2 separate regions of the Homo sapiens genome follow, and region 2 is linked to region 1. Evidence: chromatin loops called from intact Hi-C (ENCODE). Cell type or tissue: dorsolateral prefrontal cortex. All regions are shown on one strand. Each heading gives the region's core, and the rest is flanking DNA. Links, peaks and the distances in the headings are about the cores only.

What was found. Peaks named below come from ENCODE experiments on the same cell type or tissue, not always from the same donor. Only the 100,000 strongest peaks of a DNase experiment are listed, where the experiment ranks them.
Region 2: it touches region 1 in a loop (5-fold over the local background); 1 of 110 quality-filtered maps calls a loop at or near these places.

The regions. Positions count from the first base shown.
Region 1 is chr4:4,478,363-4,482,755 of GRCh38, forward strand. All of the region lies in intron 1 of STX18 (syntaxin 18), which reads right to left. It overlaps STX18-IT1 (STX18 intronic transcript 1), which reads right to left and starts at 3,338. Exons shown (of 4, transcript NR_126434.1): 1 at 3,243-3,338; 2 at 305-612. In dorsolateral prefrontal cortex, for the core only: CTCF peaks have their summits at 2,409 (motif pointing right) and 2,608; a DNase peak (open chromatin) is centred at 2,689; H3K4me3 peaks cover 1,801 bases; H3K27ac peaks cover 3,868 bases.
Region 2 is chr4:4,808,208-4,812,600 of GRCh38, forward strand. No RefSeq gene overlaps it. Among named protein-coding and RNA genes, the nearest start is that of LINC01396, 34 kb to the right of the region's middle. In dorsolateral prefrontal cortex, for the core only: no CTCF peak of the experiment used is centred there; a DNase peak (open chromatin) is centred at 2,424.

The DNA.
Region 1 (4,393 bases), core at 296-4,295:
TACAGCAAGGAAAAAGAATGGTCAGAAAGACTGGCAGTACAACGGTGACCAGTGCATTTTGAGTATCTATCATCAAGCCACCTGAAAACATGGTTTAAACAAGTAACGAAAGCAACATCCAGGATTGTTCATTCTCCCGTTTGAGTTCATCTATATTCAGTTTTTAGCTTAGAATAGGGTAGAGGGCAGAGGAAAAGACTCTGTGGGGGGCCTGGATGAATCAGGGTGGACAAAAGAAAGATGGGCATGAAATCCAGGGAGTTGGCCAAGGTGCCTGGGTTCTACTCCCTGCTTTGCCACTTACTGTGAAGGGATTCCTTATTCCCCACTGCCATGCATCATGTGGAGGGACTTCAGCTGGACCAGTCTTCCTGGCCTATCTCCCAACCTTTACTCACTCTTCTTAGAGGGAAGAGGAGAGAGCTGTGTTCAGATTTTGAGAAGGGAGAGCATGCTGCCCTGTCCTCTCCTCTTTTCAGATCGACCAGCCAGCAGAGAGGGTATATTCTGGCCCATGCCCCACTCGTATTGGGCCATAACTCTAAAGTCAGGTTCTCCACTTGGCTTTTTCTTGCTGACTCCTGTATTTTTCTTTCAGGTAGTTCCACTGGACTGGGAAGAAAGGGATATATTTTACAAGCTCCACTCAACTTTTAACCTTTGCCAGCTGAAATTTTGAGCAAGTTGCTTAATCTCCGTGGGCTTCACTACAAAAGGGAATTGGGTAAAAACTATTTTTAAAAAATAGTAGTGGCACAAGTTAATAGTCAATTTTTATTGAGTACTACATACTATACGGCAGGCACCAATCTAAATGCTATGCATCCGATTTGCTTCTCCTAACAATCCCTTAGGGTAGGTATCATTATTACCCTTTTGCAGATGAGAAGACAGTAAACTAACACATCCTGTATAAATGGTTTGAAATAAATACAAAAATAAATTTTTGTTTGGTATGTCTCAAACCGAGTGCCTGTGTGCTTTTAGCTTCTGCAAGTCTACCCACAAAGATGACTCTGCTGTCCCATCTGAGTACAATTAAGTCACTGCAGGTCGCATTTACCAGACCTGTAGAAGGGACATAGTGAGATCTAACTTGTTCAGGTGAAAGGCACTGTCTATAGCTATGGGCCAGCACAGAACTAACAGCCACAATCCAGGATCAGCCAGGCTCTGGCTCCTTCATTAGGCTAATACTTAACCAAACAAGTTATTTAAACTCCATTCTAAAACTACAGGCATTCATCTGACTCATCCCATTCTTTCTCCAAAGATAAATCAAGTTTACTTTTTAACTAGCTATATTTTAATGACGCTAATTTCCTAGATCATCAAGACATTGAAATTCTCCATAAAACCCATCTACCATAAAACCAAATTCATTATAAAACAGCAGTATGGTCCCTACATGAGATGCATTTGACAGGGGGAAAAAAAGACTCTCTTACATTATCTGCTCTTATACACATAAAGGTTTTACTAGGAAACACCAAACAAAACAACACAGCATCCCAATAGGCAAACAGGTCTCCTGTGAGAGCTGGTCCTATCAGTGGATCTACACAGTTGACATGGACTCAACACCAGGAACTACTAACATGGATGAAAGTCCCATAAGCATATTACCTAGTGGGGAAAAACTGAGACAAAACAGAGGTTGCCCAAAGCATGTATGGTGTGACCCATATGCGTGAAACATAGGAAATGCACACCTAGAGCTGTATACATACATAGAGGGGAATCTAAAAGACTGCTCGGCAAGGTATCAATGATTGTAGGTGGTAAGATTTGGAGACTGCTTTCTTCTTCATACTTTTTGCACTTTAAAATTTTTCTACAGTTACTACGTAAAATCCTTATAATCAGATAAAACATGTTATTAAACAATCAAAAAGGGTGAATCTTCCCACATACTTCCTTGACTAAAACTGTACATTACCTTCCCCTTTAACCCAGGATAAGCCCACATCCTCATGCCCAAGGCCCGCCAGTGCCCTACGCTCTGCTGCTGTCTCCAGACGCAAAGCCCTCCCTGCTTCCCAATCCTGTCTTCTGACTCACTCCTATGCGTGAGGCTCTGCTCAGGTGTCACACCTCCTAAAGGCTTCCCTGCTAACTCGAGGCCAGGTTAAGGATCCATCTTGCAAATACATCCCTTGCAGAGATGTCACCATCTTCTGAGTTTTGAATTGTTTTCATGTCTCCCTGACATAAGCTGCTGAGGCGTCTGCCTAGCCCAAAGTGGCTCCTCAATAACTATTTAATGCTCCACATGGGATTTTCTTTTTTTAAAAAACTTTTTGAATTGATTTTCTATCCCCTTCAAGAATCAGTAATAGGGTACAATAAACTCCAAACATACTAAGGCAGCCACATACTTCCCATTATCCACTAGATGGCAACACAAGTATTAGAGCAGCAGTAATAACAGGACCTCTCAAAAACAGCAGTTTTTTCCCAAGGACTTTAAAAATTTCTCTGATTCTTTTGATCTGGAATCAAAGGATTAATAAAGGTTCACCATTCTGTGCAGGAGGAAGCTGAAATGAGATTGTTTTTAAGCATACATATGCACTACAGATGAGTTGAGTCCAGGAATATTCTGAAACACTGCACTCTAGGCAGATTCCACACAAAGGGAGCTCTGGGAGCATGGCTGCCAGCTGCCATCCCAGGCGGCAGGCCCAGCTTTGTTTTTATGTGTCACCCACAGAACAGCCTTGCTAGCTGTTCCTTCGTGGGTGTTTTGTGAATTACCCAAAGCACGATATACTGTACAACAAAAACCCTGGTACAAAATGATGGGATTCTTCTCAAAGAGCGACCGCATTCTGACTGTGGGGAGAGTTCAAAGCAGTCGGCAAGTGTCCTTTGCTGATCACAGCAGTGGTTTGACTTGCAAACCCCCTCACCCTTCCCAGGATGATAGAAATTCTGTTCTGCTGGCACTCACAACACTTCCAACAAAGACCTGATTGATTATGGAACACTAAGTACTGATTTGCATAATTTGCCTCTGCAAGAAACAAGCATTGTTCAAGATTAAAGAGACTCCAGTAGGTCCCTCTGGCATATTGTAAAAAGGTCCCTGTAACACAAAATCATTATTTTTTTTTCATTCAATCAGTGGACACAGCTTGCTGTTCAGTTAGTATGCAGCCAAAGGCACAGCCAGAAAAACCACTGCTGTATGTTTGCCAACTACTGACAAGTTAAAGTGATTTTTCACAAGGATCATGTACCCAAGTTTAATTTGGAGCCCACTGACTAAATTCCGAGTCTAACTCCTTTCACTCTTAATTGAAAAATGCATCAATAGCAATTACTAAGTCAGAGCTAAAAGTTCAGAACTAACACACCTCTGGAGCATGTTGACCTGCTGATGTCACAGTGGGGACTGTCTGAGTCCTATCCCTGTGCAAAAGAAGCTCCCCAGTGACCAATCACCCACAAAAGAGGCTAGCACAGCCACAGACATTCCACTGTGCTCAGGACCACAGCAGCGAGTTTGTTGAGGGAATACATAAAGGAACTGTTCCTTTCTCGCTTTCTTCTTTTCTTTCAGCAGTTGTTGAGTAAGCAACTCCTGTCACTTTCCCCCAATTCCTACTGAGGGGGACACTCTTCACCAGGCCTCACCAAACTCGGATGGCTCTCCTCCCTGCTCCTGCCTCCTCCTTCCTTGTCCCCTCCTGAAGCACTAGCCTCCCTCGGGTTCCAGAACACCACTGTCTCTAGGTTCTTTTCTAAAACCTATAACTCCTTTTCTTCACCTTCATTCATTCCCTCTCTGCCTTTGTTAATCTCTGAAACTTCTTGTAAGTTCAGCCCTTGGCTCTTTCTTTACATGTTCTTGCTAAGCTCACTCATTCCAATCCATAGCTTTATTTACTGTCTACATGAATTGTCCACCCAGCCGCTGCCTCCCTCCTGTGTTCAAGCTGAGTGTATCCAAATGCTTTTTAGATACTGCCACTGTGTGTCCCACTGACGCCTCAAAAGCAATATGTCCCAACGGTATCCTCATGCAGCCACTCACACCCTCTGGCTTACTCCTAGTCCCTCCTGTTCTGACGGCCCCAAAGAGAAAGTCTTCATCCTTTCTAGATTCCAAGTTAGAACACCTTGGCCATTTTACACTCTTCTCTCTTTTTCACCCTACAAATGAAATTGGTCAGTCAGTCCCATCCACTCACCTTGTTAAACACTGGCTAAAGGAGCCAGCTCCATCTACCAGCTTCTGTTCCTGCACTTCCTGCAACCACCTGCGTGCCAGACCACAGAGCCTTTCCTTAAGCAAGCCTCCTCTTCTCTGCCCTGCACTCTGGCACCTGCTTCTCTCTGCCCAGAATGTCTTCATTCCCATCACTCAACTTCTACTCAAAATTGCAGG
Region 2 (4,393 bases), core at 186-4,185, 330 kb after region 1:
AAAAAAAAAAAAAACTTGATTTCCCTGTGGAACATAAACTGTAGCTTAGCATTTCTTGGCAGCCAGTGGTTTCCAGAATTTCATGCAGGTTAAAAATAAAAATGCAAAGCATTGTGATAATCCCTTCTGTTCTCGCGGCTCTTTCCACTTTGCCAAGTATTTTCCCAGCCATCTCGCCCCACAGATCCCCACCACAATCTTTCCAGGCTGGGAGTTTTATTCCTAATGATAGATGAGAAAACTGAGGCACTCAAGGCCACAGAAAGGGAAGCAAGATCCCCCAGACTCAGGCCAGGCCCGTTTGGTTCCACATGGAGCAACCTTCTACTCGGCCACTTGTCTTCTTAATGTATCAGGTGAGATCGGGAAAAATACTAAATATCACATCACTAACGTGTTCAAAGCCAACTGGTATTCCCAATAGGGTTGGAATTGATGTCCTCGTCCTTCCAGCTTAAACCTGGGGGACATTTTCCTGTCTATGTCTTACTTGGTGTTACCAGTCAGGGTCCAATGGGAAAGAGTATTTTCAAGTATTTAATAATGAGACTGTTTATAAGGGCTGGGTAGTATTTGCAAGGGGATGAGTGTGGAGCTCATCCTCAGCTACAGCCCCATTTGGGGGTCAGGGTCCAAGAACTCAGGGGACTGGGCCACCATCCTGGAGGAGGGAGAGAAGGGGGCCTGTGAGCTCAGTGAGGGAGACTGGATCCTCTTCCCACTGACCAAGACTGTGTGGCCTGCAAGATTGGACCCAAGGTCACAGGCTCATGGCAGCTGGGCTCAGGGCAGCTGGGTGTTGAACAAATGAAGGGCTTGCCAGGATTCAGGTCTCCAGAAATGGCAGCTCAGAAAAAGGTCTCTCCTCCAGGTGGAATCCAGCGGAGAATGTTACCTGGGGCCTGGGGCCATCACCCCCAGGCATTCGTGGAGGCCCCCGTCTGACCACCTCCTTGCAGAGCTGTTAGCCCATCTCACAGTCTGCTCCACCACTTGCTAGCTGTAGCGGTGTCACCATGCACCTGTTACTCAATGACTTTGAGCCCCAGGCTCTAATACACAGCAATAGACTGGGTGCTTGAGGTTGTTAATTTGTGAATGCAAGATATACCTAGAGTGTGCTCATAAAGTAATCTTCTGAGAAAGAAATGCCATGAAGGGAAATGGTGGCATGGTATCATGGAGCTGAGCCACACACAGATACAATATCATATAGTTCCTCTTGCTTCTTCCAGGAAGTCTCCCCAGACTGGTGCTACCCTCCGTCTGGAATGAGAATCTCCTTTGGGCTCCCACATTCTTCGTGCCTCTATCATAGCATGTATGAGTCCACATCTCTGGGTCCCTTATTGGCCATTCCTCAAAACTGTGAGCTCTTTGAGAACAGGAACCTTGTCCTTTTCTCCCCTATAACCTCAGATCTAGCATATTTCCTGGCACATAGGAGGTGTTATAGACAATGTTTGTATGTCCTCAACATTCATCTGTTGAAATCTTGTCTCCATTGTGATGGCATTAGGAGATGGGGCCTTTGGGATTGGGACTTAAGGGTGGAACCCTTATGAATGGGATTAGTGCCCTTATAAAGGAGAACCCAGAGAGCTCCTTCCCTTTTCTGCCATGTGAGTTTACAGTAAGAAGAAAGGCCATCTATGAGCCAGGAAGTGGGCCCTCACCAGACAACAAACCTGCAGGCACCTTGATCTTGGACTTCCCAGCCCCCAGAACAGTAAAAAATAAATTTTTATTGCATAAGCTGCTCATGTTATGGTATTTTGTTATAGCAGCCCAAATTGACCAAGACAGAAGGCCTATCCCTCATCAAATAGTTGTTAAATGAAGAATGAATAAATGAATGAATCAATGTATCCTTCAGCAATGCTGTGAGGCAGGTGGAATAGACAGTATTGATCCATCTTATAGAAAGGGAAACAGATTCTGAGAGTAGAAGTCACTCACCCAAGGACACAGCAGCAAGTCTGTAGTTGACCTTGCATTAGAAAGTTTCAAGGGTTTTGTAGGATGATAAATCCTGGTCTTGTCTTTTGTCTAGCTGTCTTCTAAGAGCACAGCCCTGACCCTAGAGAATTCCTCCTGTTCTGCAAAAAGCCAGTGGAGGCCCAGGGGCCTGAAATAGGCCAGGGGAGCAAGGAAGTGCTGTTTCTCACTCAGAAAATAATGGCACCCAAATCCCTGTTCACCTTATTTAATGCTCCAAATTTTCTGAGAGGTCTAATTGAACATTCCTCCGTGGAACCCTCTGGGTGGAACAATTAACCGGCCTCTTAGCAGCGAGTAGCTCCCTGGGCAGGCCCCAGATTTATGTCTCCTGGGGAGGCAGCCTATTAGCTGTGGCCATAAATCTCGGGGCCCTGGCTGGCAAGGTGGATTTTAATAAAATCATAGGGGACGGAGCCAGGCTGGGGCAGCAGATTTCCGGGGGGAGAGCCAACATTTGCCTGTAATTAATCGGGACGACTTTGAGCTCTGGGGAAATGCCCAGGATTTTAATGAAAATTCAGGAGCTGGAAGCAGTGACCAGTTGGCATCCACATCAGTGTCCCAGCTGGGATTGGGGATGCAAGGAACCTGGGGGAGCTGGGGCCACCCCTGCCAAGAGGTCTTGACATGGGGTGTTATTCAGTGGACACTAGTACAATTATCCTGCTTAACTGTTAGAATACTTACATACTAGTTGGTAAATTGTTTCCTCAGCCCCCTATGGGCCTCCCACTTTCTAGGCACCCTTGCACAGGAATCCCTGGGCTTCCTCATAATCCCAAAACAAAAGGGTAGATGCCTGGCCCAGCAAGGGGCTTCCTGATCCTTCAGTCTTCTTGGTCAGTGCTCAGGGCCTGAACTTGGCTGTCCTGTTAGCCAGGTCTGCACATGTTAAGGTGCCCTAGGGGCCCACCCAGGTGACCCTCTTTTCATCTCTCTTCTCTCTACATTCTCCTGCCCATCTATATCTCCAGTTCATCCCCCTCTCTTGAGCTGCAGATTCATATCCTCAACCACTTCCTTGACATTTCCTCTGGAAATCACGGACATCACCTCTCCAACACATCCAAAACCAAACAGCTCCTCCCCAAACTTGTTCCTCCCTCCTGCCTGGGCCCTCCATCCTGATCTTAATAAACGCCACTACTTTTGCTTCATTTACTCTTTCAGGCCAAAATCTCAGGGGTATTCTTGGATGCCTCCCTCCATTTCCTCATCCCTCAACAAGTCTTGCCAGCTCTTCCCCCAAAGGTCATGTCACCCAGTTCCTTCCTGGTCCTAGCTGCCATTGGATGCTGCCTGGATGGCTGCCATCAACTCCTACTTTGTGTCCTTGCTTCCATTCTTGCCTCCCTGTCTTCTCATCCACACAGTGGCCCAGGAGAGCTCAAATGCCACTCCCGAGAGAGACTTCCCCAACCATGCCAGCATCGCGATAATGGGCGCTGAGGCTTCCTGAGCAACAGACCCTGTCCCAGGTGCTTCACATGCTCCTTGTTCAACCCTCTGGACAACCCTGTGACAGCATGTGCTATTGTCATCCCCATTTTTCAAATGAGATACAGAGATGTTAAATAATTTGCTTGAGGCCACACAAATGGTTGGTTTCAAAGTCTGTGCCTCCTGTTCCAAGGAGACCTCCCCGCCCCAGCCTCCTCCTGCCCCAGCTCTTGTCCCAAGTGTCCCCCGTCTGCTGTTTATTTCCCTTTAATCACACCTGTTTGCCATCTGACCCCCAAAGCCTGCGATCTCCTGGAAGTGGGACCTTCACTCTTGTTCACCAGCTCCTGGCACACAGTGGGTGAACCATAAAGATGTGTTAACTTGAACCCATTTTGTTGTCAGCGGATAGAAGGTGGGAAACTATTTTGGAAACCACGTAGTCCCCACGTGTGTCCCAGATTGGCCAAAAGGTTTTTCCTCTTTGGGAAGGGATCAGCTGTCATGCTGTATGGAGCAAGTCCCCGGAATCCCACCCTGGGGCTAGACATATTCTCCTGTTACTTTTTATTATGGGAGGCAGGGGAGAAAGATGCACGCTGTCAAGGATAAGACTGGGGATTTGCTGAAAGGGTAGATCCTGTGTTAAGTGTTCACATCACTCAAGGAAAAGGACAGAGGAAGGGAGGGAGGGAAAGAGAAAAAAGGAAGGAAGGGAGGGAGGTAAGGAAGAAAGGAAGAATGGAAAGAAGGAAGGAAGGAAAAGAGAGAGAAAGAAGGGAAAGAAGAGAGAGTGAAGAGAGGAAGTCAGAAAAGTTTGTAAGAGTGGGAAGGGACCTTAGAAATCATCTAATCATTACTTCATCTATATTGTAAATATCAGTGAACCTGAGACCCTGGCGAGTAAGTGACTTGCCCAGGGTCATGTAAGTTCCTGGTTAAACTAAAACTA